Linked DNA regions of Mus musculus: regions 1, 3, 4, 5 and 6 are each linked to region 2. A link is a loop called in an ENCODE intact Hi-C map of the cell type or tissue named here. Cell type or tissue: heart. All regions are shown on one strand.

Evidence for each region. Hi-C counts contacts between places; a loop is a spot of excess contacts. Peaks named below come from ENCODE experiments on the same cell type or tissue, not always from the same donor. Only the 100,000 strongest peaks of a DNase experiment are listed, where the experiment ranks them.
Region 1: a loop joins it to region 2, with 2.8 times the contacts of the local background. A loop is called at or near these places in 2 of 42 quality-filtered maps.
Region 3: it touches region 2 in a loop (2.2-fold over the local background); 3 of 42 quality-filtered maps call a loop at or near these places.
Region 4: a loop joins it to region 2, with 2.2 times the contacts of the local background. A loop is called at or near these places in 7 of 42 quality-filtered maps.
Region 5: it touches region 2 in a loop (7-fold over the local background); 26 of 42 quality-filtered maps call a loop at or near these places.
Region 6: it touches region 2 in a loop (5-fold over the local background); 8 of 42 quality-filtered maps call a loop at or near these places.

What each region holds. Positions count from the first base shown.
Region 1 is chr7:101,299,496-101,304,495 of GRCm38, reverse strand. It overlaps Atg16l2 (autophagy related 16-like 2 (S. cerevisiae)), which reads left to right and starts at 2,408. Exons shown (of 18, transcript NM_001111111.1): 1 at 2,408-2,595; 2 at 4,285-4,384. The coding sequence starts at 2,469. In heart, a CTCF peak has its summit at 2,448; a DNase peak (open chromatin) is centred at 2,335; H3K4me3 peaks cover 2,050 bases; H3K27ac peaks cover 1,863 bases; H3K27me3 peaks cover 982 bases.
Region 2 is chr7:100,986,292-100,991,291 of GRCm38, reverse strand. No RefSeq gene overlaps it. Among named protein-coding and RNA genes, the nearest start is that of P2ry2, 23 kb to the left of the region's middle. In heart, a CTCF peak has its summit at 3,064 (motif pointing left); DNase peaks (open chromatin) are centred at 131 and 2,951; H3K27ac peaks cover 1,686 bases; H3K27me3 peaks cover 251 bases.
Region 3 is chr7:100,906,502-100,911,501 of GRCm38, reverse strand. All of the region lies in intron 1 of Arhgef17 (Rho guanine nucleotide exchange factor (GEF) 17), which reads left to right. Among named protein-coding and RNA genes, the nearest start is that of Arhgef17, 23 kb to the left of the region's middle. In heart, a CTCF peak has its summit at 2,752 (motif pointing left); DNase peaks (open chromatin) are centred at 101, 2,761, 3,201 and 4,101; H3K4me3 peaks cover 583 bases; H3K27ac peaks cover 4,042 bases.
Region 4 is chr7:101,372,168-101,377,167 of GRCm38, reverse strand. Arap1 (ArfGAP with RhoGAP domain, ankyrin repeat and PH domain 1) reads right to left here. Exons shown (of 34, transcript NM_001040111.1): 3 at 3,667-4,212. The coding sequence starts at 4,175. Among named protein-coding and RNA genes, the nearest start is that of Gm35219, 20 kb to the right of the region's middle. In heart, CTCF peaks have their summits at 2,617 and 2,819 (motif pointing right); a DNase peak (open chromatin) is centred at 3,827; H3K27me3 peaks cover 1,054 bases.
Region 5 is chr7:101,050,004-101,055,003 of GRCm38, reverse strand. No RefSeq gene overlaps it. Among named protein-coding and RNA genes, the nearest start is that of P2ry2, 41 kb to the right of the region's middle. In heart, CTCF peaks have their summits at 2,778 and 2,986 (motif pointing right); DNase peaks (open chromatin) are centred at 2,983 and 3,873; H3K27ac peaks cover 1,314 bases.
Region 6 is chr7:101,229,387-101,234,386 of GRCm38, reverse strand. Fchsd2 (FCH and double SH3 domains 2) reads right to left here. Exons shown (of 20, transcript NM_001146010.1): 9 at 393-515. Among named protein-coding and RNA genes, the nearest start is that of Gm50587, 27 kb to the left of the region's middle. In heart, a CTCF peak has its summit at 2,703 (motif pointing right); no DNase peak of the experiment used is centred here.

The DNA of each region.
Region 1 (5,000 bases), 310 kb before region 2:
CAGCCTTGTAGGTGGAACTAGAGCTATTGTATGAGAGTTTTGAGGCCAGACTGTGCAGCGTATGTTTCCCAGATCTGGGGAGGTGTGGTCAATGTGAGGCCAGCTTATCTCTGAGGGTAAAAGGTGAGTGGGTCAGGATATAACTCCGTGGTAGAGTCCTGGGATTAAAGACATGTGCCACTACTGCACGTCTTTGAAATAAAAATTTAAGGGTGTGGCCCATCAGTCGACTCCCCCCATGCCCCAGTGGATGACTCCATAGCCATTCACAAAGAGGGAGCACTAACTGGATGCAGTGGGTTAAAATTTTTTTTTCAAAATAAATAAATAAAAACTTAAGAGACCTGGAAGTATGTCACCATACTCTTTGATTCCCCTACCATTCAAAGATGACAAAACTAGTTTAAAATTTGGAGCAGCATTTTGTGAGTCCAAAAGGCATTAGGTGTGCTGAAAAGATGGCTCAGTGGTTAAGAGCAGTTAATGTCTGAGGCACTAGCTGAGGACATGAGTGAGTTTCCCAGCACCCACATTAGTAGTCAGACTGGCTCTAACTTTAATTCCAGGGGTTCTGATGCACCTGCACTCGTGCACGTGCACACACACATACCCACACATGTGCGCGCCTAAAAAGAAATCTTTTACAATTATTAAAAAACCTGCCACAACATGACTTCCTACCTAAAGATGCAGCACACTGTGTAGGACCTGGGGATTGGGGGGGGGGGGCTGTTGTCACAGAAGCCTCAGGCCCCAGGAAGTGCTTCTGGATATGATGTGTGAGCAGAGCCAGACTTCCAGCAGGAATACTGGGCACAGTACAGTGCAAAGGCAGGGGGTATCCAAGACAGACACAAGGGGGACTGAGGCCAGTTTGTAGTGTTTTGAGATAGAGTCTTGTTATGTAACCCAAGCTGGCTTGGAACTTACTATGTACCCCAGGCTGGCATCAGTGCTGGGATTACAGTCATGGGCCATTATGCTCAGCTTCACTATAGCTTCACCGAACAACAGATACATATTCCCCTGGGGTGTCACTTGCCTTTACTGTTTTTCAAGTCCTGTAACAGACCCCCAACTTGAGACCCCAGTATCTCAAGGCTTGTCCCCTGCAGGGCCTAGAGGGCTTCCTGATATTGCCTTTTCCCTCCCATCGGTTTATTTCTTAGGGATAACCAGGTCTGCCTTCCCTAGCTAAAAACAGGGCTTGAAGCTGAACCTTCCTCAGTATGTCATATTGTAAGGCTAGGCCCACTGAGTCTCTCCTGTCATTCTTTTTTTTTTTTTTTAAAGATTTATTTATTTATTATATGTAAGTACACTGTAGCTGTCTTCAGACACTCCAGAAGAGGGAGTCAGATCTCATTACGGGTGGTTGTGAGCCACCATGTGGTTGCTGGGATTTGAACTTCGGATCTTCAGAAAAGCAGTCGGGTGCTCTTACCCACTGAGCCATCTCACCAGCCCTCTCCTGTCATTCTTTACCACAGCCTGTATCTGCAGAATTCTTTGCTAGAGACAATTTCATTACAATTCCCCGTGAGCCCAGATTCACTGTCAAATGTACCCACAAGAGATGTCTGTGCTGTCCAAGAGAGGCAGCAGATAGGCCCTGAGTTAGAACTCTGGGTTGCTGGCTAGCTCAGCTCCCTACTACACACAGCTGCAAACGAGGAAGCCTCTTCTCTCCTCTGAGCCTGGGGTTTTCCAGATAAACGGAGTCTTTTCTTAGAGCCCTAAATTTTGCTACCAACTGGACCTCTAAATCTTGCTCCTCCCACGGACAGTTCTGCGTCCTGTCCTAACAACTCTGAAGCGCTGGACCTTGAATCTAGGCCCCCGCGCAGGGTTAGCAAAAACCCTATCGCTGAGCTACTCCCAACGCCCGCCTGCATTGGAAATTTTCATGTCATCAGACCATGTCTACTTGTTCTTTCCAGAGCTTAAGAGTCCTTTTGTCTCCGCTCCCTCTGGGTAACGGTCTTAGTTGGTCCTTCATAAACCCCCACTCAACTGTCACCTTGTAGGTGACAGTGGGGCTCCTTCAGGCAGTCTTCTCTCTTAGACTGCTTGTGCCTGGTGCTTGTCTCTGTACAGCCCCTGGTGGTAGGGTCTCCCCTTCCGGGGTAACTTAGTGAGTTCTGCATCCTCAGCTTCTGACACTGGTCCAGGCACCAAGAGGTTAAGGAAGGCGACCTTGAGGCCCCGCCCTGGACGCGCCCACAGGCGACAGGGAGGCTTCAATCCCTGCTGCTTACTCCGGGACAGAAACGCACACCTCTGGGACTGAGGGTTTTTGCTGGGCCGCAGCAGCACCTGCTTTGAGGTGTCCAGATCTCCCCGACAAAAGCGCTTGGTACAGCCCGGGGATTCCCCGCTGCTGCCGCCCTGACGTCATGGAGTCCCCGGGAGGCTCCGCCCCCCTGCTCGGGCTGGAGCTTTGCGCGGCCGCTAGGGACTCGGCGGCCATGGCAGGACCTGGCGCCCCCTGCGATCCCTGCGCGCCCGCCGCTGTCTGGAAGCGCCACATCGTGCGGCAGCTGCGGCATCGGGACCGCACGCAAAAGGCGCTCTTCCTGGAGCTAGTGCCGGCTTGTGAGTGCGTCCCTGGGGGCTCGGGGATGACTGGCTTTGAGGAGGTGGGACTCCCCGCTCGGGGAGAGGGCTTGTCCCGCCACTCGACTTGTGACTCAGGGCAGCGGCGCCGTCACGGTTCCCGAGGGCTTTGCGTCTTGGAACCTGTTACGCCCCTCTCCGCATTGGCTTGCCTGCTGTTTCCAGCTCTGGTGCTGCTTAGCCCCAAAGACTCAGCTCTGCCTCCCTTGAGCATCCTAGACACAAGCTCTGTCTCAGTGATGGTTTTGTCGAGTCCTTCTTTCAGGCCGTCCCTAGGGCAAGGCCTGGTCAGTCCATTTGGTCCCAGAGCCCAGTTAAAGAAGGCAGGCGTGGCCAGAACAGCCACGGTAGCTGAAAGGAAGGAGCGAAAGTCTCTGGTAGGTTCTGGTACGGATAGGTTATACTGGCGTACGTTCGTGGAGTACCTCAGTGCCTAGCGGATCGTAGCTCGAATGGGGCTCCGGGTTCCTTTAGGTTGTTTGTCGCGCGGCGGAAGTTAAATTCTCATGTGGTTATTTCTGGGCACTTTGGCTAGGAGGAGGAGATGTGTGCACTCCATCCGAGGAACACTGGAGTGCATCTGTATTTACTGCCTTTTGGTGGACTGTGATTGTGTGTTTGAGGCTGAAAGTCTAACCATACTCCCTACTTCTTCCTCACTTGGTGCTAATTTTGATGCACCCACGCAATCAAATTTGTTTTCCTTGGAACTTTGTGAGGGCTGGCCCTCTCTTGGGGTTGGATACCTCTACCTCCAGACAACCCCACTTCTCCAACTGCTCTGATGGGCAGTGGGACTATCGGTTTAAGGGAGGGACCACCCAGGAGAACTGCAAGACTGGGAACCTAGAGACCCAGGTCTGTGGTTTGGGGTAATTCAAGTCCTTTACCTCAGATTTCTTACTTGCAAATGAGGCACATTGTGACCTTGTATGCCGGGGTAGGGGTGCTTGCAATGCCTTGTGGTCTCAGGTAGTTTTGAGAATTTGTCAGGGTCCAGGAACCTCAGACAGAGAAGGAAGGGAGGTGAGGATCTGGCCTGAGGTTAGCAGCCTCAGTCTGCCTGGAATTGGTTTAAAACAAAACAAAACAAAACAAAACAAAACAAAACAAAACAAAACAGCTGGAAGGAATGTGGGTGAGGGGGTCCAAGGTCTAACCACCTATCTTGGGAAGATTTGTTCGATAATTGCTCAAGGGCTTTCAATATTGACCTGGGGGAAGCTGTTGCGTGGAAGTGAGAATTACTTAACTGTAAACCTTGAGGTCTTGGAGGGGAAGCGACTTGCTGGAGGCCATACACAGGTGGTTTTGTTTATTTCAACATGCTCTGGGTCCAGACTTTGTCCCTGGCAGAGGTGAACTAATCCCAGGCCCCTTGCTTTCCTTCTGTTCTCTCTTCAAGTGCTACCTAGCCATGTTTGTCCCCAGCATTGGTGGTCTTTCTGTCCTTGTCTCCTGGGTGGGCTTGTGGGCCTGTGCTGTGATGAGGCTTTGCCAGATACAGATATTCCCCCAGGAAGGGGCAGAGCCCAGCCTTCAGAGGCTTCTTTATTCCCAAGACCCCTGGGCTCCTGCAGCCATCCCAGTATGAGGTAGCTTGTATGTCGGGAGTTTGTTGGCAAGCGGCTCTGCCTTTGCCACAGGCTCACCCTTTTGCATCCCCAGATAACCATCTCCTAGAGAAGGCTGAACTGCTAGCCAAGTTCTCAGAAAAGTTGAAGTCCGAACCAAAGGATGCCATCTCCACCCGACATGAGGACTGGAGGTGAGTTGTCTGTGAGTGATCAGAGCTGCTTGTGCCTGCCTCTTTGCTGTGCTCAGCCTTGGCACCTCATCAGTCTGTAACTCCTGGGGATGTGAGCGAGGGCAGTGGAGGCCTCTTGAGTCCTCCCCAAGCTGGCTGCTTACCTTAATATCTTTAACCCCGACGCTTCTCTGTGCATTTGTCTCCTGTCCAATCCTGTTCTCGTGTTTCCCCCTTCTGAGTCTTGTCCCTCTTCCTGTTCCTTACCTGATAACTTCAAAAAGAGGCTTGTTACCTATTCCAAAGAGCAGGGAATGGGTTGGAGACAGAACTAAGAGGATGTAGCCCAGGTAGGCTGGAAATGACCTTGAATTCCTGGCTTTCCTGCCTCTCTCCGGTTGGGATTACAGGTGTGTGCCAGCTTATCACACCAGGCTCTCCTTGGTCTGTTTATGTGCTACTTGTATGTGCATCTGTGGAGGCCAGAGGTTGGCATGTGTCTTCCTTAATTGTGTTTCACCTTAGTTTTAAAGACAAGGTCTTACACTGAACCTATAGCTAGCGGACTCAACTTTCTCAGCTCTTGGCAAAGTGTGCCAGGTTCTTTAATGTAGGTGCTGGGGCCCAAACTCAGGTC
Region 2 (5,000 bases):
GGATTGGACTGCAAATTCAGGCTCTTCCTCTGACAGGCAGGGCTAGTATTTGTCTTCCAGGTTACTCAACTGCAAAGCTGCAGCTAGGCCTGAATGGGAATGGCTACGTCCTTCCCATCCAAGCTGCTGCTGGGAGATGTGTGACTTCCCTTTCCTGTCTGTACACTGTCTTTTGGCCAGCGCTAACACCCTGAGTCACTTTGGGTAGCTGATAAAGTTCATTGGAATCTGAGAGTTCAGTCCCTGCTTGAATTAATGCCCAGCCCTCTGCCTGGAGCACAGCTCCTTCTCCACTTCTTCCTCTGGGCACCTCTCTCCTCGGGCCGCTGGACAGAGGCTGTCTGTGGCATTGGCTCACAGACTGGAGCTCTAAGCTGCCTATAAGGTCCCTTATAATGGCTTCCACTTAAGCGCAGCCGGGACTCTTGACTTCACTGCAGAAAAGAATTTCCAGGCTAGCAAATTGGTTATGCTTGGTTGCCCACAACTCTAATTGAAAAATTAAAGTCCCAGCCCTGGAGAGGCAGAGACGAGAGGATCTCTAAGTTCCAGGCCAGCCAAGGCTACACAGTGAGACCGTGTCTCAATAAAACAAAACAGTAAAAACAAAGAGAAAGGAGCCTGTCACCAAGCCTGACAGCGGGAGTTTGTAGACTCCTGGGACTCACATGGTGGAAGGAGAGAACTGACTCACATGCTGCCCTCTGACCTCCACACTCATGCCACAGACGCGTGTGCGCATCACACGTGCACACACACACACATACACATGTGCACACATGCATGTATGTACACACATAACAAGTAAAATGTAATTTTAGAAATTTAAAATGAAACAGAATTTCAGAGGGAACAAATATGAACCAGCATTGAGTTTATTCAGAAGAGTTGAGTATGCACTTAAGCCTTGGGGGCTTAGAAAGCCAAATCTGGGGAGACAGCTCAGTGGGTAAAGGCTCCAACACCATGTCAGACAGTCTGGGTTTGAGCGCAAGACCCACATGGTGGGAAGTGACTCCCACCTGTATATACACAGCAAGTAGACAGATGGACAGACAGATGTACAGGAAAAGAACATGACATGTCCAAGTGTGACTGTGGTCTTCTCAAGAGAAAATCAAGATTGTCTTTAAAATCACACACACATACACACACACACACACACACACACACACACACACACACACACGGAGTGCTGGGGATGCAGCTCAATTGTAGGGTCTGTCGTGTATAAAGCCAAAGGTTTGATCTCCAACATCACATAAAACTCAGCATGGCGGTACATCCCTGTCACCCCAGCAGCACTCAAGAGGCAGAGGCAGGTGCTCAGAAATTCATTGCCAGCCTTGATACCACAGTGAGTCTGGGGACCCAGAACCTCTGCCTTAAGAAGCTTTTTTTTTTTCATTTAAAAAAATTTAAATCACCATATATACAATTTTGGTGACTTCTGAAGTTACACTTACTCTGTTATAGACAATAGGGTAAAGTCCAGGTTGCATGGAAACTTAAGATGTTCTCCACATCTTGTTTGTGAGATTCCCAGAACATAGCTGGGAAAGGAGGCCGTGTACACTCAGCCCTTAATCATGGCTCATTGCAATTTTAACATTCTTATTTGAAAATACCTCTACATCTCCATAAAAACCTACTATCTCAGGGCTGGGGAGTTGGGTCAGCGCTTCGGCGTGGCTACTGTTCTTATTGAGGACCTGGATTCAGATCCTAGCACATGGCAAGCCTGTAACTCCAGCTCCAGGGGAACCCACTGCCTCCAGCCTCCTCAGGCTCCTGCACACATGTGCGCATACCAAACACTGACACACATACATAGAATTTAAAGATGATAGAAAATAAAAATTTTTTAAAGAATATTATCTCCATCTATTTCCACATCAGCAACCTTCACAGCAAATGCTAATTGTGAAGGTGTTGTTGTTGTTGTTGTTTACAGACTTTCACTGTGTATTCCTAGCTGGCTTGAAACTTACTATGTAGACCAGGCTGGCTGGCCTCTGCCTCCTGAGTACTGGGATTAAAGGCATGCACTTGATTCTCAGCAGGCCAGGGGGTTAATCCAGACCCTATGGTTAACTCCCCCCTTTCCACATTTGCTTTCTATCTTTTTATTGTGCCTTTTTATTGTACCAGCAGTCACTGCTATCCCCCAGCTTCTCTGACCATGTCCAGCTGTGCATTTCTGTGACAAGGGCTTCAAATGCCAGCATGCCTTCATGTTAGAAACTAAATTTCTTCAGGTTAAAGAGACAGCTCCACAGTTAAGAGAGCTCACTGTACAATCATGAGACCCAGAGTCTAGATCGCAGCAGCCGTGTCAAAGCTGTAGGGAAGGAGCAGAGACAGGATTGCGGGAGCTTGCTGCCCACAGGCCTAACCAGAAAACACAAGCTCCAGGTTTGACCTTGGCTCAAAGGAGCAAATGAAGACAGACTGACGAGGGTGAGCATTCTGTATGAGGGGAGAAGAAGGAACTAAAATTCTACAGGGGTGGGCACACCATATCTGGGTGAGTGTTTACATGTTTAGGAATGTGGTGAGGGGTCTAGAGAGATGGCTCAGTGGTTAAGAGAACTGGCTGCTCTTCCAGAGGTCCTGAGTTCAATTCCCAGCAACCACATGGTGGCTCACAACCATCTGTAATGGGATCTGACGCCCTCTTCTGGTGTGGCTGAGGGCAGCTACAGTGTTCTCACATACATAAAATAAATAAATAAGTATTTAAAAAAAAGAAAAAGTGTGCTGAGGGAACAGGTTGGCGTTGGGGACAGAAGACAGGCCTGGGGGAGTGGCACGAGGGGGCTGGCAGAAGAAACGGGAGTATGGACAGGATCTAGCTGCCTTCTCTCCTTTTCCCTCTTCACTCCACACATTCCTCCAGCTTGCACTTCCTGTCCCCGGAATTCCTGGCAGCAAAGGGATGCGGGTGGAGGCAGTCCACAGCTTAACTTCTAGGTTGTCAGTTCCTGGAGCTGTCTCTGTGCTGTTTCACGGCTGTGCTTTGACCATGGTAGGATCCGGGTTTTTGATGCTGCACTGCTGCCCCTTGGTGGTCAAATCCTGATGAGGACTCAGGGAATGGAGAAGAGTCGTCTATTGCGATCTATCTGGATGAATTCGTGAGCTGTTTGGTAGTCAGGCTGTTGCTGGATCAGGGTAATGGTGGGATAGGAACAATGGATTGACAGAGGATCTAGCATGTTTATTGTCACTTACCAACTAAGTGACAGTGGCTGATTCTGCCTCTGCCATAGTGTCAGCTTCCTCCCTCCCCAGCCAGGGCTGGAGATCATTCTGTTCTGGGCACTCATTTGCCTGTGGGAAAGCCCTATTCAGTGCTCAGTCACAGCCAAAGAAGGGTGCAGCCCAGACCAATATCCAGGTGGAACACTTTTTCCTTGTCTCATTTTAGCAAAGCACCAGAGACCCCTGCCCTGCTGTCTTGTCTTCTCAGGGTGGCTCCCAAAGCTGTACTCTGTTCCCTGGGAAGTGTGGCAATAGAGTTGTCTTAGCAGCCAGTGGTGTTGACCTTTAAAGGACGGAAGCTAGTCCTATCGTTTGGATGCCCAAGCACAGAAGTAGGGAAAGTGCATCTAACTGATGCAGAAGTGGAGCTGAAGCGCTGGTCCGTGGGATGGAACAAAATGCACAAAGGTGATGGATGGGCAGGCCTAGGCTAGATTTCCAGGCCCTCCTGCTCTCTGCCGCCCCAGGCCTGCTCATTGCTCATCCCCAGGCCTCTGCTGACCCACAGACAGACAGATGGAAACCCCTTGTTGACCCACAGACAGATGGAAACTCCTTGCTGACCCACAGACAGATGGAAACTCCTTGCTGACCCACAGACAGATGGAAACTCCTTGCTGACCCACAGACAGATGGAAACCCCTCAAGTCACATCATATAGCATTGAATCTGAGCCCCAGCTCTTACTCCATGCCATTTCTTTGCATCTGTGACATTTATATACCTCATTAATCACGTGACCTTAGGCATCTGTTTCCTCATTATATAAAAAGGCAAAATTGTACTCAGTCAATACTTCATCCTCAACATCTGCCTTGTCCTGCTGGAATAAGAAGTTTCCAGAGAGAACTGCCTCTCTCTGTGTCCAGAACATTGCCTGGCTTGTAGGTGCCACACAACTATTTTCTGAATGAATGAATGAATGAATGAATGCAGTTTGCAATGAGGAATGAATGAGATACACTGGATGCATTGGCTATTTCCTGTTGTGACATAATGCCTTACAACAGCAATGTAAGGGGAGCGGATACACTGAGGTCCACAGTTTAAGAGGGGTCACATCTATCATATCTGCAGCCACACAGCACAGAGATGAATGCTGGCACACAGCTCCCTTTCTCCTTGTCATCCAGTGTGAGACCCCAGTCCGTGAGACAGTGACACTCACCTTCAAGATGGATCTTCCCACCTCGGTGACTCCTCTCTGGAAATGCCCTCAAGGACAAGTCCAGAGGTATGTCTCCTGAGTGATTCAGTGCCAGCCATCACACTGGGTAAACTCCTGCAGGTTAATTAGCACCAGACGGTACTCGTGAGACATTAATGCCCTCTTCACAAAGTAAATTTAAAAATAGGAGCTGTGGTAGCACAGACCTGTGGTCCCAGCACTGGGGAGGCACAGGCAGGAAGGTCAGAAGTTGAAGGTTATCCTCAGCTACAGAGCATGTGAGACTAGCCTGAGCTATATGGAGCCTGTGTAAAGAAAGGAAAGGAAGGAAACAAAAGGGAAGGTGACTAGCTCAGCCAGCAAAGGCCCTGGCTGCTGAGCATGACAGAGTCCGATCCCCCACATCCACATGGGAGATGAAAACAAACAGTTGAAAGCCCGCTCTCAGGAGCCCAGGACTCTGTGCACTCCTGGGAGTTCTTTCTCACCTTTTTCTTAAATATAAGTTCCCTCTGATAATAATGATAGCAACAACAACAATAACAACAACCATAATAGTAACAATAAT
Region 3 (5,000 bases), 80 kb after region 2:
TCCAGGGCCCCAGTGGTCAAATTCCAGGGCTGCCATTGCCATGGCAACAACCAGCTCACAAGGCCTCTCCTCTGGGGTTTTCCACAAGGCCCTTGTCCAGGGAGGAGGCAGAAGGGCCTCCCACCCCTAGGGACTAGGGAGTCAGGAGAAGGCTGGGGAGGAGGTCAGGCCCAGCTGGTTTCTCGTTTGTTTTCCAAACAAGAAAATGGGAAAGGCCGTTAGGACTGCCAGCAGATAGTTGTCTGTTGAGGCACAGAGTGGGATGGACAGAGGTGACCATCTAGGCAGGGGCCTTGAGAGCCACAGAGAAAGCCTCCAACCTTACTTAGAGAATCACCCCCATAGAAAAACCCTAGACCAAACATTTTGGAATGGTAGGTGGGGGAAGATCCTCCCAACATCCCAGCCATTCTATTGGCCTTGGTAGTCTGAGCTGGTACCCAGACATTAGAGGGTCCAGCACATGTTGGCCCTTCCTCCATAGGGTAAGCTGTTCCCAGAGTACCAGTGGAGGGAGTGACTGAGCCCTTCAGTTCTGTGGGATGTGCAAGCAAGGACTGCCAGGGACTATTTTGGAGGAGGCTAAACTGGTCGTTCTTAGACATCTGCCTTTCAAGAGTCTCTTAGAGCCTTCTTCCTGATGTAACGATTCAGCCTTATTTATAACAGCCAGTATTTGTTGAGTGGCGTCTTGACTCCTGGTACTGTGCGAAATAAGTGCTTTCTAATCCCTGCATTATAGATGAGAAAAATCGAGGTACAGGTTGGTCTTCTGAGTCAGTCAGCCATCAAGAGTGTCCCTGGCTGTGTATTATTCTGTCCTGTTCCCATGCCCTAGGCCCCGCCTACCGTTGACATTCTGGTGGCTTCTTCCAGGTGTGTCCCTTTTCTCTCTGTCTTTATCTCTTTCTCTATCTTTATTTTTAGATGACATTGAGGCAATACAGTTTGTCGATAGGAGTGCCCTATGCTTTCATTTGATAATACAGTGGACTCCTTCTCTGTAACTTTTCAGAGGTCTTCCTAAGGGCCCATGACTCAGGAGCCCTCCCTTCCCTGTAGCTGGAGTTGACGCGGGCTGTGTAGGTAGAGTCCATGTGCGGAGAGCCCAGGCTGACACTCTCAGGCTAACCCCTGGCTGGAAGAAGCCCTCCTCCTGGCACTCTAGACAGATGTAAACTGTCCCAACTTTTCTACCCAGGGTCCCCTGGGGTGGAGTCCTGCCTGCTTGGCAGATCTTGCTTGGGTCGCCAGTGACACAAGGTAATAATAGGGCCCACCCAGGAGATTATTTTGAGGTTAAAGCCAACACCTGGGAGGTGCTTAGTCAGCAGAGAGTGGAATCCCTCCACAGATAGACCTGCTATTTTTAGATCTTTGCTGTCTTCCTGTCCTTGGGCTCTGTAAAGTTAAGTGATTTATCCAAAGTCCCAGCCACTTAGTGGTCAGTGGCTGCAGGAGGATTCGGGTCCAGCCCACTGCCTAGTCTTGAGAACCCAGCAAGTCACGACTTGCGCTGAGTCTCAGTGTTGTCACTGAGTTGATATGGAGTCTTAGGAGACTTAGTGCTGCGCTGTTCTGCATACTCCATGGTACCGAGTAGACAGCACTGCCACTTTCTGTTGACAGCTACAAGTCTGGAGACTCTGAAGACTCAAAGCCAAAGCTTCAGGAGTGGTCCTCTGAGCCGTCAGGATGCCTTCCTAGGGTGGACTTTGGTCCTGGGACGTGAAGCCACCCCACTGGCTGACACTGGCTGACCTCAGATGAGCATCTTCTGGGAGCTTCTCTGTTCAGCTCTAGGGCTGCTCACTAATTGATGGGGAAAGCACAGAAGAGCCTAGAAGCACAAGCTGCTGGTGGTCAGCAGAAATCACATCTGCCAGTGTGGCCCAGGCCTAGTGGTGGCCCTTGAGCCCCCACTGGGAAGGAAGCAGAGCAAACTGGCCTGGTGTGATGACAGAAACTTCTGTCAGGTCTGGGTTGAGCCCGACACACTAGGGTTGATGTAACCACTTGGTAACAGTATACCCTGGAGGGCACGGTCGGAGTAAGGTGAGGTCACAGTATATCCCAGCTACGTGGGTACTTCTGGCCAAGTGAAGAGACCCTAAAACCCTGAGGCCCTACCGGACTATGGTGGTACACGCCTTAATTCCCAGGAGGCTGAGGCAGGCAGAGCTCTGAGTTCGAGGCCAGCCTGGTCAACAGAGCTAGCTCCAGGACAGCCAGGGCTACACAGAGAAACCCTGTCTCTTTAAAACAAACAAACAAAAAAACAAACAAGCAAACAAACAAAAAACCCCTGAGGTCCTGAGACATTCTGTGCTGGGAAGTAATACCATTCGTCCAGCAGAAAGGAATGGCGCCCGCTGAGTGGTGGCAGCTGGCAGCGCACACCTTTTTCCTGACACTTGGAAGGCAGAGGCAAGCAGAACTCTGTGGGAACTGGTCTAGAAAGTGAGTTCCAGGATAGGACAGGGCTACACAGAGAAACCCTGTCTCCAAAAAACCCAAATCACAAAACAAAGAGAGAGAAGGGTGTTGGTGGTGGGGTCTGCCCTACTGCCCTTTCATTTTAGGAGGTTGATCATAGACACCCGTGGCCTCCTCGCTGTGCCTATTCATCCTGCGGACACTTGCTGTCTTTGTCTCTATTCACACCTGTGTGCTGACTGTATGCCCTGGGGAAACGGCTCTAGGCCTTAGTGGTGCCTCCTCTATCCTGGAGCTCCCAGATCTTGTTACTGCCCCCTGGTGCCCGAGGTAGCGTCCTCATAGGTCTGTAGCATAATAAAAAGGATGGACTGATTTGGGAGTCACAACGGGGCAGTTGGTGGGGCAGTTGGCGCCTGCCCTGGCCTGAGGTGAGGTTGGTGAGGGAGGAGATTTAAGGCTCCCTGGAAAAAGCAGAGAATAGATTAAATGGGACTTGACCCAGCCAAGGGCAAGGTGCGTGTGGGGATGGACCCCGTGCTGAGGGCTGGGAGGGCACAGCAGCAGGCGGAACTCGGCCACCTCATTTCCCGGGGCCTTTGGTGGCCTGAGCAGAAGGGTTTCTGGCATTGTCTAAGTGGGGAAGATGGCGTCTTTTGGCTGCGGGCTTTGAGAGTCCCTAGGATTTATACACAGCCCAGTCAGGCCCTGTCCTTTATTCCCTGGGGCACTGGCCTGGGGCCGGCTTGGCCTTTCCCAGGGTGCCTGGCCCAAGGCCCAATGAATCATCTTCCGCCCTACAGGCAAGACACCCCATCTCTATCAACAGTGTACAAATGGAGCCCCCCGCCCCCATGTGCCTGGTCTGAAGAAAGGAGGGAATTGGAGGGGCTGGAATCAAACCCTAGAAACTTCCGTTCCCACGACCCTTCACCCCAGCCTCCCTCCGTACTACCAAGATGGGTGGAGATGGTAGGGAGCCATTCTTTGTAGAACAGCCACTGAGCTGTAGATCTGGCATGTTCCAGGTAGGGAAATAGACACTGAGGAAAGGTATTTACAGCTACATGAAGGTAGGAGTTGAAGTTCAGACCATGTGGGGCCCCGGCCGGCCTGGGTAGCATTCTGAACATGGTTTGGATATTTGAATTTTTAGAGCTGTTAGGGAAAGTCTCCTGGAAGTCAACACATCCTGGGGTTCCAAGCCAAGGCAGGGCACAGTCCTGTGTGCAGGACTGGCAGGGATATCCTAGGAGCCCCTAAAATACAAACTTAGAATACAGATTTGTTAGCATTCTCCTCCAAGGTCTCACACTCAGTTATGCCTGGCTCCTGACCTGTAAAATGGTGGCTACGGGGGAGAAGTGGGCAGAGAGGTTGAGTTCAGAGTGGACTGGCTCATCCGATGCTTTTCACGTCTGCTGAGGTCCGACTTACCCTCCAGCCCCCATCTCCTACTTCTGTTATCTGGGATAAGGAACTTTTCTTTTGAAACCTAGAAGATTCAGCTGTATCCTCTTGAAACTGAAAGGGGTGGAGTGACAGAAAAAAACGAAAAGAAAAAAACCCCACATTAAAAAAAAAAAAATCATGCAGTTAAATTCAAACCACATGCCCTACAATCCCAGTCCTGCAGGCCTCTGCTGCCACCTAGCAGTGCTTGGTGGAAGTGCAGTCCTAGAGCCCCAGCTTCCTCACTTGGGCTTCATCAGCCATGCCTTTCTCCCAGTATGACCTCAGTCACCCTCTGGGAACCTAGTGGGGAATTTAGAACCCTCTTGAACTTTCCCACCTCCTTCATCTGTTTACAGAAGGGGAAACTAAGTCACAGAGCAGGAAGGCCAGCCAATAGGTACATGTTATGTACCCAGTGTATGTCTAGTTTATACTCATTCCTGTTTGGATTATTCTTGTAGTCCTGGGGCAGGCAGACATTGAGACCTCCCTTCTGTTTCCATCTATGTCTTAGCCATCCAGGGAAACGAATACAGCTGTCAGCCCCACTTCCTAATTCAGGGTGCCCCAGGTTTGGCCTGACTTCTTATTTATGTGCCCTGCAACTTAGTGAAGTCTTTCAGCTGCTGATACGCCATTTGCTTGGGGTTAGATCTTAGCCTAGGTCACCCCACTGAAGTTCTCAGTACACATCCTGTAGGAACCGGTGTCTTTCCTAGACCACGGTGCTCCTGGGAGGTCAGAGAGGTGCTCCTGGATTCTGTTACTGTCTTGGCAAAGTATAGATCTGTAGTGTGTTGAAGACTGGACTGGGGAGTTATCACAGGGCACTCAGGGACAGTGTGAGGCCTACATAGGGCTGTGGAGAGAAATTGTACCTCAGGTCCCCATCGAGGACCTCGCAGTGTATGCTCTACCCCAGGTCTGGGATGGGCCAGGAGTGTTGTGGTCAGGGATTTTCTTCTAGGCTGAGAGATGGGCCAGCCGGGTTTAGCCATCAGAAGACAGCCTGGAATCCAGCCAGGAGAGCGAGGGCTACCTCTTGCTTCTTTCACAGCCAATAGATCTCTGTTTTATTTTTTTACTACTGCCCCTGCTGGGGTCCCAAC
Region 4 (5,000 bases), 390 kb before region 2:
CACATCATCTGCAGACGCCCAAGCTCAGCACCCCAGTGTGAAAGCTCCTGGCCTCAGGGGCCTTTCGTCTCCATGACGTGTATAAAGGGCTATTAGGTACTGCTCGCCAGGCGTTGGGGATCCAATCGTAAAGGAAACTGACGAAGAACCCACAGCCCTAGGAGAGCTGACATTCTAACGGCTCTTGGCAGCATATGCACACACATATGTGCACAATGACTCACACTTTGACAGTACACAAACAATAAATGTGCCAATTCATTTACCCAAACAGCATCTGCACACTATTAACAACACAGCCTAGCACTGCAATCCCCATAGCAGCAATAAGCCACAGGCCCATGTATATGTCTGCTCAGCCCAAATGAGCCACATAGACAGGCCTGTCACCACTGAAATTGTACAGATCCCTGTACCTATTGGGATCCAGCATGGCCACCTGCAGAACCAGCACAAATATGCAAATACACAGACATGCTACCACCCAGACAGCTGGCCATATGTGCATATGTATACCTAGACATGTGGACAGACATGTGGACAGTCAAAACACCCACTCACATAAAATAAAAATTAAAACAACAACAACTAGGGGCTGGAGAGATGGCTCAGCGGTTAAGAGCACCGACTGCTCTTCCAGTGGTCCTGAGTTCAATTCCCAGAAACCACATGGTGGCTCACAACCATCTGCAATGTGATCTGACACCTTCTTCTGGTGTGTCTAAAGACAGTGACAGTGTACTCATATACATTAACTAAATACTACGAGCTGAAGACTGCAGATGACTCTTGATGTGTCATCCCCAGGAAAAAGATGTCAGGCCTGGCACCATTTTGCCCCAAGGGGATCAAAGATGCACCCTCTGCCTCCACGTCCACGGAGTCAACAAACTGCAGATCCAAATGTATGCGGCAAACCCACATGTGTCGTGAATACATGGAGAGCTTTTCCTTGTCCCTGTTCCCTAACAATCTAGTATGGTAGTTACCTACAGAGCATTTACAGCGCATCTGGCATTGTGAGTAACGTCCAGATGATTTGTAGCGCAAGAGATGGGGCTGGAAACACAGAGCAGTGGTGGAGAACTTGCCTAGCATAGGCATAGCCCTGAGCTTGATCCTAAAGCACAGAAAAACAAACAAACAAACAAACAAACACCAAAGCAAAAAAAAAAAAAAAAACCATGAAGAATGCACAGAGATTTCTTGCAAGTATTACACCATTTTATAATCCCCCCAGCCCCATGACTACTGAAGAACCCGATGTCTTAGAGGCCTTGACTCCCCATATCCTGGCCAAGTACCTGCATTCAGACTGTGAGAGTGGAACCTTGTATCCTGGGACTCAGGGCTTCGGATAAGATTTTTATTTACCCTAAGAGTTTCCTGAATAAGTACAAGTGTCAGGAGACCCACAGAGGGCCCAGATAAGTTAGAGAGGGCATCAGGTCCTGAGGGCAGAGGGCAGAGGCCAGAGGACATCAGGTCCTGGGGGGCAGAGGGCAGAAGACAGAGGGTGGAAACCCCATTCTTGTTTTCTTTTCCTGATTTGCTTATAGACCTTGGTCTATAGTCTAAAATTTTATCTCAGCTGAATTCTTCCCATTGTCTTCTTCTAAAGGCCTCTCCCTTCCTAAAACATCGCTGGAGGGTTACCCTGGTGAAGTGGAAACTTAATGGTTTCTTTGGAAAGTCAGTTGTGTCAGATGGTGTTTTGCTGGGGCAAACATGTGAAAGAGTGTTTTCCTGAGGCAGACACAGGTAAAAAGACGTTCTGCTAAAGCAAGGACGTGAAACGGTGCACGATGAAGGATTCTTCAATAACCACACGCGTGTATTCATCCACCTTACATCGCATTGTTGGACTTTGTTTGTCATGATTCCATAGAGAGAAACACACCAAAAAAACTTCTCGAGAGGTTCCCACGGCTTCTTGCCACTTCCACAGACGCAGGACAATTGACAGAGTGACGTCAGCAGATACAGACTCACGTGAAGTTTTGCTAAGACAGACTCACACGCTGAGACAAGACCCGTGGAAGACGCATGACTTTTGGGGGGAGTATAAAAAGGACCCAACGGACAGAGACAGGGGCTTCTTGATCTCTGCTTCACTGAGAAAGGCACAGCCAAGAATTTCTCCTGGCGGAGCAGTGGTGGCGCATGCCTTTAATCCCAGCACTTGGGAGGCAGAGGTAGTCAGATTTCTGAGTTCAAGGTCAGCCTGGTCTACAAAGTGAGTTCCAGGACAGCCAGGGCTATACAGAGAAACCCTGTCTTGAAAAAAAAAATGCCCCTGCCTTCTCTGATGGTCCTGGTCCCTCCTGCTGACTCATGCCAATTCAGCTGAGACCCGGCTGTCACTGCTAGGTCCTGCCACCGCTACTGATTCCTGTTTGCTAACCTGACACTACCAACTAGACTGCTAGTAAACTTGTAAAATGCTCAGGAGTCGATCGAGCTGCCACTGATGATCTCTGTGACCTGAACTACTGGTATCCTAACAATTCAAATGAGATTTGCTCCAAAAAAGAATTTCTAAACAGGTCCACTGCTCCCATATACTAATAACCTTTCTTTTCTATTACCTCTGGTGGATGGTGGACTTGAAAGGAGGTTAAAACATTTAAAATTAAGGTTAAAAAAAAATCAAAATCTACACCCTGGGTTAGGAGAAGGCAGGAGAAAAGGGATGTGGCATGGTAAATCCAGGGTATCTTGAATTCCAGCAACTCTGAGTCTTCTCTCTCTCTCTCTCTCTCTCTCTCTCTCTCTCTCTCTCTCTCTCTTCTGCACTCAGGAGAATGGCCACTAGAGGGTACAATAGCACTAAGAACCATGAATCTATACTGTGGAAACAGGGTCCCAAGGATCCAGGAAACAAAAAACATCTTGTGATTTCTTCCATCAATTACATCTCATAATTTCAGACCTGGCTTGGGCTAGAAGATCCTCTGACTCAATGCTACTCTCTAGATGGACAAAACCTCACAGGTTTTCTCCACAAAAGTGCACCCTGCCCCCACCTCCCATCACTCCCACACGCCTGCATGGATCCAGCTAGTCCTTCCCAAGCCTCAGGTTCCCAGCTAGAAATCAGAACACAATTCCCACCTTCCACAGAAGGCTTGCTGCAGACATCAATGAAATTCACCAACACCGTCCAGCAGTGACAAGGACAAGAGACCTCTGACAGCACATCCCTTCAAAACTCCAAAGGAGCCTGACTTTAGACGCTTCTCTGGCTGGCACCAGAGCAAACAGCCGAGAGCTGGGAGGAATGAGTAGTGGAGTGTCCATAGAAAGTGGGAAAAGTTCGGGGAAGCAAGGAGGAGACTAGCTGGAGAGAGGAGAAGGAATTCTGAAGAGGACCGACAGTAAGCAGGTTAAGCAGGCTGCCGCTCAGACAGGTCCTGGGATTTGGGTCCCCCCTATTGCTGGGATAGACACTCGCGACCCTGGTGGCTCCCCTGCTCTTTCTACACATATCTAGGTATCCTTAAGTCCTGGCTATCCTCCCGTCTGCCCCTTACCCAACTCTGCCCTGGCCTGGCCCTGCTCTCTTCTCTCTAAACCTGTGTCCCCACCAGCAGTCAGGGTCATTCCTCCAACCCTGGTTCCTCTGCATTCTAGGTCTTTCCACCCACCAGCCGTGATGTCACTCACCTGGCCTGTGGGTAGGGGGGTCCGGTTCGAGGAGGGACAGGAGGAACGCTGGGTTCTACCAAGTGTCTCTTGGCAGGCAGTGGGGGCAGCACAGGATCTGGGGCGGCTGTGGATGTCGGAGTGAAGCAGGCAGGTGGGAGGCAGCTCCTGCGGGGTGGGATAGGTGGAGCGGCAGGCAGACCCTCATCCTCTCCAGCTGTGGGCGGCGGCTCTGGTGGAGTGACGGGCACAGGTGGTGAACGGAAGATGTGTCGCTTCATCGGCACGGGCCGTGGGGCGGGGCGAGGCAGAGGGACTGGGGGTGCATGGGCGCGGTGAAGACCAGCCAGGATGCGGCGGCGGTGGCCGGGGAGGTGCATGCCCATGTCTAGCAGGCCAGCATCGCTGAGGCCTTGGCACTCGGTGGCCCACACCAGTCCGTGCTGCTCAAAGAGTGCCGTGTACTGCTCCAGGTGAAGTGCCCGCAGCCACTCAGCTACAGACAGTGCGGCATCGTAACCCTCTGCCATGGCTTCTGTCAGCAGAGGCCCAGGGCTAGGCTCAGACCTGGAACAGAAGGTCACAGGTGAGAGGCGCAGCAACCCGGGGAACATGGCCAACAGTGTCGCTCTGTGAGCTTCCACACTATGCTGGTTCGAATCCTGAATGTTATAATTTCAAAGGCAGAATTCCAACAGAACAAAATCTAAAGCCTAAATCCCAGAGACTACAATCCTGAAAGACAAAAGCCTTGAAAGCTGAAAACTGAAATACCCAGACCTGCTTATGCCATGAACTCAAAGTCTATTCTCTCGCTGTTAGTGGCTTTCATGTTTTGACCCTGGATTTTGCTATGTGCCTCTTTGGCTCTGGCCTTGAACTAGCCCTAAACTTACTACGTAGCCCAGGCTAGCCTGAACTTACATCAGTCCTCCTCCCTCAGGTTCCTGAGCACTGAGACGATAGGTGTGTGCCACAATGCCCAACCCCAGTTCTATTCTTGTAGATCTACACTGTGACTACATACCAGGCAAAGCTGAGCTGCCAGGCCTGACAGAATAACCCTCGTCTCCCTACTCTGTGAGTCCCTGTGTTTGTAGCATCTACTCAAGGTTTCTTCACATATCATCTCCTCTACAGCCATCACACCCCCTACCTACAGGCTCAGCTACTGCCATGAGAAATGGCATGGTCGGTACTAGGCAAGACACCCGTACTCACTCTTCTCTGCAAGACACAGGCCAGGGCCCAATCCCTGTGAGGCACCTATCCCCAGGTGAGGGCCAGGTTTGGAGGCTCAGTGAGCACATGTGGGATGGAAGGCCACACTGCTGGCCTCCATGTCCCTTAAGTGG
Region 5 (5,000 bases), 64 kb before region 2:
TGCACATTAATACTGAGCACAAGTTTGTTTGTTTGTTTGTTTTAATGTAATAGTATTTCTCAGCAGTTAGGGACTTAAAAAGACTGGGTGTAGCTCAGTTGGTCGAATGCTTACCTAGGATGCACAAAGCCCGGGATCCCAGCCCTTCATAAATCTAGGTTGGTGGTCCATTCATGAAACCTCTGCACTCCAGAAATAGAGGCAGGGGTTCAAGGTCATTATCAACTGTATAGAAAGTTCGGGACCACCCTGGGCTACTTAAGATCCTATCTGAAAAACAAAGCAAGGAGGATGCCAAAGTTCAGGTCCTCAGAAACCTTCAGATGCTCAGTGGCTGTAGTGGCCCACCTGTAACTCCAGTTCCAGAAGGCAGAGACAGGAAATCCCCAGAGCAGGCTGACTAGCAAGATTAGCCAGACTGGTGAGCTTTGCCTCTGACTGAGAGACTCTGCCTCAATGAACATGGTTGAAGAGCAATTGAAGATGACATCAGTTTCCACATGAACACACACATTCTCTCTCTCTCTCTCTCTCTCTCTCTCTCTCTCTCTCTCTCTCACACACACACACACACACACACACACACACACACAAAACACACCATAATTTGTGGAAACGTTGAATAATGTACCTGGATACCTGGGTGTGCCTTGCCCACATACATTGGCTATAAACATGTAGCTGAGGCTAGCCTTGAACTTTTGGCTCTCCTGCCTTTCCCTTCAAGTGTTGGGATTTTAGGATGGAGTTTGTGTGGTGTTGGGGAGTGAAGGCCAGGCTCTGTGCATGTTGGAAAGCTATTCTGCCATAGGAGCTTTATAGCCCTTCTGTTCTGTTTTTGTTTTGAGTCAGGGTCTTGCTATGTAGCCCAGATTAGCCTCATTCTTGCCTAGATCCTCCTACCTCAGCCTTTTGAGGGATGACGTAACAAGCATTGATCACCACACCAGGCTAAAATGAAACTTTCTTCCTAGGGAAAGGTAAACTATGTGGCCTGTCTTTGGAGCAACATGGCAGTTCCTCTGACAAGCACAGAGGTTCCATACACTTAGAAACTTCAGCCCAGCACTCTGGAGGCTACACAGTGAGACCACCGTTTCAAATCAAAACAAAAAGTTTAGAAACTCCACTGCTTAAGTATACATCCAAGCAGGGTAATTAGCATAAATTAGCATAAAACTGTGGTTGAACAGTGGTCAGAATACTATCCAAACAGATAAATAAAAAGTTCAGTGACTAAGAGCACTGGTTTTCTTCCAGAGGACCCAGGTTCAATTCTCAGCTCCTATATAGTGGCTCAGCCATCTATAACTGCAGTTCCAGGGAACTACAGATGCAGGCATCAGGATTACAAGAGGCATAAGATGTACATGCATAACAAAACACCCACACACATAAAATAAAATAGAGAATTTAATTTAAAAAATTTAAATACAGACAGTGAAACTGGGTTTCACATACCCATTATCCTAGCACTCAGGAAGCTGAGGCAGGAGGATTGCATATCTGAAGCCAGTCTGAGCTTCCCAACATATTTCATAAGATACACTGATAAATCCTGGCTCAAAAGACCAAGAACTGGGAATGAAACTCTGGTAGAATGCTTGTACAGTATGTTCAAGGCCTTGGCTCCCTCCCCAGGGTAGCCCTCAAAAAGCAAATGTCAAACAAGGCAGGGATGTAGCTCAGTGCAGTAAAGTGCTTGCCCAGCTCGCAGGGAGCTCTGCTTCAATTACCCACATCAGATAATGCCAGACATAGTGATGCATGCTTTCGATCCCAGCAGGCAAGGAGGTGCAGGCAAGAGGACCATCCTTGACTACATAGTGAATTCAAGGTCTAGACTCAAAAGATCCTATCTCCCTGCCTACACACTGAGTGCTAGTTAGTCATAGAAAAGAATGAAACACTGCTATTTCTGGCTTATCTGTGACCTAGATGAAACCTGAAAGCATTACACTAAGTAGAAACAGCATGGTTCTGTTTCTGATTATGGGAAGAATCCAGACTAGGCAAGTCCATACAGAGACAAGGAAGTCTGAGGATGTGGGGTGGGGTAGGGGAATAGAAGAGTGGCTGTATATTAATGGACATGCACTTTTGTTGACGAAGATGAAAATATTATAAACTGCTTGTGGTGCCGGTTGGAGAATATTGGGGAACATACTACATATCATTAACACATACACTTCATCATTTCTACTATTATTATCCAGTACAATGATAGTAATAGAAATCTTTCTAGAGACAAGATTTCACCGTGTATCACAGGATGGCCTCCAAGTAATTATATAGCATAGGCTACCATCAAACTTGTGGCAATCCTCCTGCCTCAGCCCTGTGACCACCATACCTGGTTTAAATTGTATACGCCACATGAACAAATTATATGGCATATAGATGCATATCAATAAAACACACATATATGAATAAGTAAATGTAATTAAAATACTTTTAAAAAACAATTTCAGTATTAAACCCTGTGCTAGCATTTTAATGTCTCTAAACACTTTCCTTTGCACAGCTGTGCATAATTAACTTAGACTCTATCAGTGGAGTTTGATGCTTTCTATTTGTTCCTTTGTTTCAAAACATTTCAAGCACAAGGGAAATGAACAGCATAAGGAGCCCCTACACCCATCTCCTACGTCAACAGTGACTAGCACGACTCTTGCTTCTAAAGCACTGATTCAATAAACATTCTTGGGCAGAAATTTTTGCCCCCATTGTATACTGAATTCAGCTCAGCTTAAATCACTTCCTCAAACCCTTACAATGGCTTTACAAATGGTGTGATGATTCAGACCTGGCTTTGCCCTTGAGGAGCTCCTAGTCTGGTGTGGGAGAGAGACACTGCATTGGAGTGACCAGTAGGGACAGAGGCTGTGTAACGGGAAAGAGCAGGGCCCTATTACCCAGGAGGGTCCTAGTGTGGACGAATTGCCCCCATCCTGGAAGACTAACAGCTTCCCCAGCTCTGCGTTTCTTCCTTTACGCCACATGGTGGCGCCAAAGTCATCTTTCCACCTTTGGCAGCTTAGTGAAGGCTCTCTCGGAAACACTCTCAGAAGGACTGTTCAGTGTCTCTTCTTTGAGTGACCCTGTCTGGTGATGGTCTTCTCGTAGCCCCAGACTTCTCATGTGGTATATGAAGAAGATAGATGTAGTGAATTCTCTGGCATCTGGACTCCCGAGGAGAGTCAGCTCTCTGCAGGAGGCCAGAGGCTCCACTGCCCAGCACATGCTTAAAGAGGACTCAAGGATTCACAGGGGTCTCTATTCTGTCCCAGGAGAAGCTAATGGCCTCTCTGCCCTTTTCACTTTTTACAGAGGTCTATAGGAGTGGCTTTTTATTCTAGCAACACGCATCTATGTAAGGCATGCGGGGGTGGGGGTGGGGGTGGGGGGTCGGGGGTGGGGATCCACCTCCTGAAGCTGCCCCTCAGGAGTTACCAAGTGAGGACAGTTTAAGGGACATATTCTTGATACAGCGGCAAAGTTATGACTGTAGGTGGAGGAAGTGAACATGAGTCACTAGAGACTTCCAGAGGCCAGGCCGGATGTAAGTCCCCAAGGGCATTCGCCTATTGGGCACTAGAAGGATGCTTCTCATATAGCTGAGGGCATTTTGACAAAGAAGAAGGTGGAGTAGGGTATGGGAGGTGGGATGGGGTGTGGGAGGTGGAGGGTGTTTACTTTCCAGAGGGCTTTTGTGGTAAACTAGCTGGCTGCCTCTTCACCCTGGGCCAAGAGGGAAGGGCCAGGGGTGGGATAAGGGGTGTGGCAGAGCCAGACTCCGAGTATCTGTCAGGGTCTGCTTCCCAGGGGCCTTTCTGGGCTGTGACCCTAATACCTCTCCTTGGTCCTCTCCAGAGGACCCTTAACTTAACCCCGTGAGCCAGCCAGGGTACAAGTCACTAGGGGAAGGCAAGGCCAGCCCACACATCCTGAGGGCCTACTGTGTGCCAGGCAGGCCTGGAGTGGAACCCTTCTCTAAACCGAGTTTCTTCCTCATTTCACAGAGAAGGAAGTAGGAAGGAGCTGGCCAGCCGAGGGAGGCCTCAAGCCGGGATGTGTCATCCTCCCTTTCTCCACTCTCCAAGCTTGTTTTCTGAATCACCGTGCATGCGTGACCCTTCCTCATCCTCCCAGGCCTCGCCTCTGCTTCCCTTGTGCATTCCCCAAGGCCACCAAGCTGCGCTGTGCTCTCAAGGTCACGTTCACAAGATGGGTGTGCTGATGGACATTGGTACAAGTGTATATCCCAGCCCTGTCTGCTGCTGATCTGCTCTGTGACCTTGAGCAAGTCGCTCGAAGAGCTCTGAGCTTCAGTTTTGTCTATTCATTGGTGTTGTTAAGAGAATCAAATAAGATACTAAGTATAGTTGAACTTTGTGGCACATGTCTATAATCCAGCACTCAGGAGACCAAGGTGAGAGGATTGTGGGATCTTGCCTGACAAAACCAAAAACCATATCAAAAGAAAGAAAGAGAGAGAGAGAGAGAGAGAGAGAGAGAGAGAGAGAGAGAGAGAGAGAAGGAAAGATGTGTAACATTTTTAATACCTCATCCTGGTATGGTGTTCAATAAAGGTTAGGTTTTGTTAATTTTTCTCCCTTTTTTTCTTCATCACCTTCTTCTTCTTCTTCTTCTTCTTCTTCTTCTTCTTCTTCTTCTTCTTCTTCTTCTTCTTCTTCTTCTTCTTCTTCTTCCTTCTTCTTCTTCTTCTTCTTCTTCTTCTTCTTCTTCTTCTTCTTCTTCTTCTTCTTCTTCTTCTTCTTCTTCTCCTCCTTCTCTTCCTCCTCCTCCTCTTCTTCTTCCTCATCATTGTTGTTTTGTTTTGTCTAGGTTTTGTTGTTGTTGTTGTTTTGCAAGACAGGGTTTCTCAGGGTAGCCCTGGCTGTCCTGGGTGTGTGTGGCAGTGATTGTAAACATGTGCTTTCATGCCTAGCAGAACCTGCACTTCCACAAGCCCCTCCAGCAGTCAGGCAGAGAAGGGA
Region 6 (5,000 bases), 240 kb before region 2:
CTCCAAGGCACTGTAGAATTTATTTTTAAATTAATTATCACATGCTACATTCCCTGTGCTCATTTTTCTTACTGTCTGCATTGATAGATGACCTTGTTCTCTTTAATGACTGAGTTGAATGGATTTGAAGTTCCTGTGAGCAGGCCATTCTTCACTGATTCTTCTCAAAGGCAATATGTATGGCCACAGACTGATGGCTAAGTTAGTCTGTGCATCATGTCCCCCCTTTCATTCAACTCATCCAGAAAGTGTCCCATTCTCTCACTTTGTTAAGGAGAATTTTTTTCAGAACTACATCCTTTAAAACATGTTTCTACTATTATTAGTATCTTCAGGAAAGAGCTTTAGATTATGACATGGCAATACTAGTCATTGCATTAAAGACACATTACCTTGCTGGAGTTTTCTAGTAAAAACTGGAATGTATTCTGTATAGCTTGGCAAGTTTCTAGCTCGGTCCGGCTGAAGGCTATTAAATAATCCTTGAGGTGGTCATACACGTTTCCATCAAGAGCCTGAAAGAGAGGAATATTATAGAAGCCAAAAATTATGATAGTGCTTTGGCACATAATTCCTTTGTCTTTAAAAATGTAGAAATGTTCAATTTCAAAACCTATTAATAAACTGACAAAAGGCATAGAGCATTACATAAGAGCGTGTGAACAGTGAGCAGTTACTAGGGTAGTGCTGAATTTCTAATGAATAGCAACCAACAAGGGGAAAAATCTAATATTGCTAAAGCTTAGGAAAAAAACCAGAATATTTTGGAGACAAAAACATCTAGTTTCTGATCTTTGCTTATCTGCTTCTGTAGCCACTTCATGACAATTAGATGTAGGAATTTTACAGGGACTATCAGAAAGAAAGAATCCAGGCACAGAGCCTGGAACACATATACAATAAACACAAGTCTCCTCCATTAGTGGTAGAATTAGGATTTAGTATATATTTGCTACAGAGCAATCTGAGAGAAAACATAAAATGTCATGAACATTTATGCCCACGTGTTTGTCTACATAGATTACACTCCCGTCACGCACATCTTAGAGAGGTCAAAGGGAAAACACTCAGCTCTCATAGATATTCTAAGAACTTTCCTGCCATTCCAAACTATCAAAACAGCAGCCTTATCTTTTAAAAATCTACATTTTTCTCTTCTCATCAATTAACAAAACTGTCACGGAGCTAGTTTTGCACAGTGACTGTTGCTGCTCTCCAATGAGAGCTCCCTAGTTCTCTCAAACACACAAAGTGCCAATGAGCTTTCTTTCATAATGGCTTTCAAATTTCTTTGTCTCAACAAAGCTGCCAAACCTTCCTTTGTTTCCTAGACATTCTAGAGGTCATTTCAGCGTGTGTGCATGTGTTCTGGATTGCAGTATTATTTTTTTGTTACGTCCAAATAAAATGTTTTTGTTTTAGAGTTTCACTTCTACCTTTATTTTAGCGTTGGCACCTGCTTCTAGTTCCCAGGGGAGACACACAGGAGTAGAACTGCCTTTGGCCATATGGCAACTTTGTTTTCCAGAGTGCTGCACCCTATCAACCAACAATTCATGAAGATTCTCTGTGTCCTTGCCACCACTTATTTGTGTGTGTGTGTGTGTGTTATTCATTGTGCTCTTTATTGGTATTATTGTTGATATTTTATTATTTTATGTGGATGAGTGTTCGCCTGAATGTCTGTCTGTACACACATAGAGTGTACAGTGTTCATGGCAGTCAGAAGAGAACATCAGATCTCCTTAGACTGGAGTTACTTGTCTGTGAGTCCCTTACATGTTTTGCTATATACTGATCTATTTTCTATGGCGAATTATCTAATTCAAACCTTTGGCTTTTTTTTTTTTTTGAGACAGGGTCTCCTGTAGCACCACTTGAACTTGTAATACAACTAAAAGTACTTCCAACTTTCAAAGAAAAATATTTACTTACAGAAGACATACATGCATCATGGTGCATATGTGGCAGTCAGAGTACAATTCTGATTTTTTTTCCCCGCTGTGCTGCAGAATCTGGGGATCCAACTCAGATTGTTAGGCCTGCACACAAGTGCCTCTACCCACTTAGCCATCTCACTGGCCCACCCTTAGCTTTTGACCCTTTAGTTTCCACCTGAGATTCCAGGTATGTGCTGCCACACCTGGTTTATACAGTAATAGAAACTGAACTGCTGGCCAAATAGTTCACTAACTGAGCTACATCTCCAGCCTCTGCTTCATACATCTCAGTTGGAGTCTATTTCTGATTTCAAATGGCAATAACTCTTTATGTATTGTATATAGCAGAGTTTTGCAAGATAAATAATTTGTAAATATTTCCTTTCATTTTATGGGCTGCTCTTTTCACTTTCTCAAGTATCTTTTGAAAAACGTGTTTTAAACCAAGTGGTGGAGGGATACATCATTAATCCCAGCACTTTAATCTCAGGGAGAGGCAGGGGATCTCTGAGTTCAAAGCCAGCCTGACCTACAGATTGAGTTCTAGGACAGTCAGGGCTAAATTATGATATCTAACATTGTTCTTCTTTCTTTTATTCCTTGAATGTTATTTATTTATTTTATTCCTTGTATGTTAGTATGTTATTTATAAGAATCATGTATATAAATTTTACAATAATTATTTTTGTACTTTGTGTCTGGCTTTTACATCAAGCTTTTAATATAAAATTGACTTGAAATAAAACAAAACCTGTCCCCGAAGCAGAGTAATAGTGCTGAATCTTCTTTTACCACTAGATGGCACCATTGAGTACTATAAACAGGCAGTGCAAATAAATGCCTTAAATATATTTAAAAAATTTTAATTAGATATTTTCTTTATTTACATTTCAAATCTTATCCCCTTTCCTAGTTTCCTCTCCAAAAATCTCCTATCTCCTCCCCCCCCCCCCCGCTCCCCAACCCACCCACTCCAACTTCCTGGCCCTGGCATTCCCCTATACTAGAAATGCCTTAAATATAAACTTCAAATAGTTATGAACATTTTGGACACTGTAGTGTGTTGAGATGGAATTAAAATTTCTACCTTAAATCATGATTTTCATGAATTTGTTTTAAAAAGAGACATGTTTTCTGATATGAAGTTTTTGACTTAGAAATATTCTTAGTAGCTCATCCTAATAATCTTGTTTGGAAGAAATAGCTCATTTTACCTATATACAAGACATGATAATATAGGTATCATGAACAAGGCGTGCAGTTTAAGGTGAACTATATTCCTATGTAGTCTGAATGATATTGCTATTGAGTGTCAACTGTACTTAGGCATTATACTAGCTATCTGAGTATGAGTACCAGAAAACAGGGAAGAAAGGAAAGAAATCAAAGCTTTTTAACAGTTAACTAGCAGTGCTAGTGATCAAACCTTTGCACTTCGCACATGCAAAGTGTACACTCTAACACAGAGCTATACTGCTAACCTACCAAGTTCTTTTGTTATTTCTTAGCAATTTCCTATTCCAGTTATTTCTGCCAACCCATTTCCTTTCAAGATAGTATTACATAGCCCTGGGTGGTCTGAATCTCACTATGAATACCAGGCTAGTCTCAAATTCACAGAGATCTGCCTGACTCTGTCTCTGGAGTGCTCAGATAAAAGGTATATGTAACCATGCCTGGTCCTGACATCCCACTTCGCACTGCATCAGGGAGGATACCCCTGACTTGTATTTTATATGACTGACTATTCAACACTCTTCCCTGGCCAGGCATTATGTTCAGGATAGGTTTTGTTTGTTTTGAACTTTACCACTGACCGAATAGTTTGGACATGGCTTCTGTCTGACCCCTTGTTCACCTGTTTGCCATTTCCCTTCCCTGCAACACTTTCCCTAAACTAAGCCTCTCTGAGCTCTACCAGCACTTCTCTTGCCTCTGAGCTCACATGTCACATGTCACAGGCCCTTTCCTCATCCTCTCTCCCTGCCTTGCTCATTATCATTCAGCCTTAAGGGCTTCTCTTGATCGCTGTGAACTCTGGATGGTTCTTGTCTTTTTACCTCGTGGCTTTATCTTGTGCTTCTGACGCTTGCCTGTCCTTCTTTTGGTTATTGAACTCTATGAACAGGAAGGGCCATGCCAGTCTGTTTAGCATTGAATCTTGAGGGTCAAACATGGAGCCTGAAATACTGACAATGTTCAGCAAATAACTGTTTGATAAGTAACGTATTGGATCAGAATTTATAGGTTTAAAACTATGGGTGAATCCACATTAGCCCTCATGACTGAAAAGCCTGATGGTATTACAGCAAAAGAGAAGCAACTGAGTTCACAAACTGTACGATGTGGAAGGTCCTAAACTTAAAAAAAAAAAAGTGTGTGTGCACTAAATAAAACGTTGCCTTCTTTTTCCCTTTTATTATTACAAAATAACTATAGTTTATATCAACCATATTCCAAACTCTGTCTTTTGGTTATATTATAAGAAAAACCTTGATTTGCACTGATAATTGATTATAAATAATTAATACTTTGCCTTCCTATATTTTTATTCCTCTTCAACACAGATCAAAAGCCTTATAGTAGACTGCTGAGACCCTACTGTCTTGGGTCCTGAAACCCTGACTAGGGATGGTGAGGGAATGAAGAAAGGACGCACAGACAACACACAGCAAAGCAGGGGTCAGATGGGGTACTACTACTTGCTACCGTGGGCAACTCAGAACCTCAGTGTGTTTTTTAGGGACTGGACGTGGGGAGGGGCTAGTCTTGTAAACAGCAGTCAGGCTGAGGCTGTAAATATCTGGGAGGAGGGAGCTTCAGTTGCTGCTTTCAGAGGTCACTTCCTTACACACAAGACTCTGGAGGAAAGCTTTTCCCTCTTGAACCTGGCCCACATGGCAATGGCTTTGACAATTTCCCATGGGTCCAAGGCCTTGGAGACCTTGGCATGGCTGTGCCCATGTTGACACTACACATTCACCCAGGACTACACACACTCAGGGCTTCCTCTGCTTCCTATAGTAGACAATTTTTTATTTTAAAGTTGATCAAGCAAAT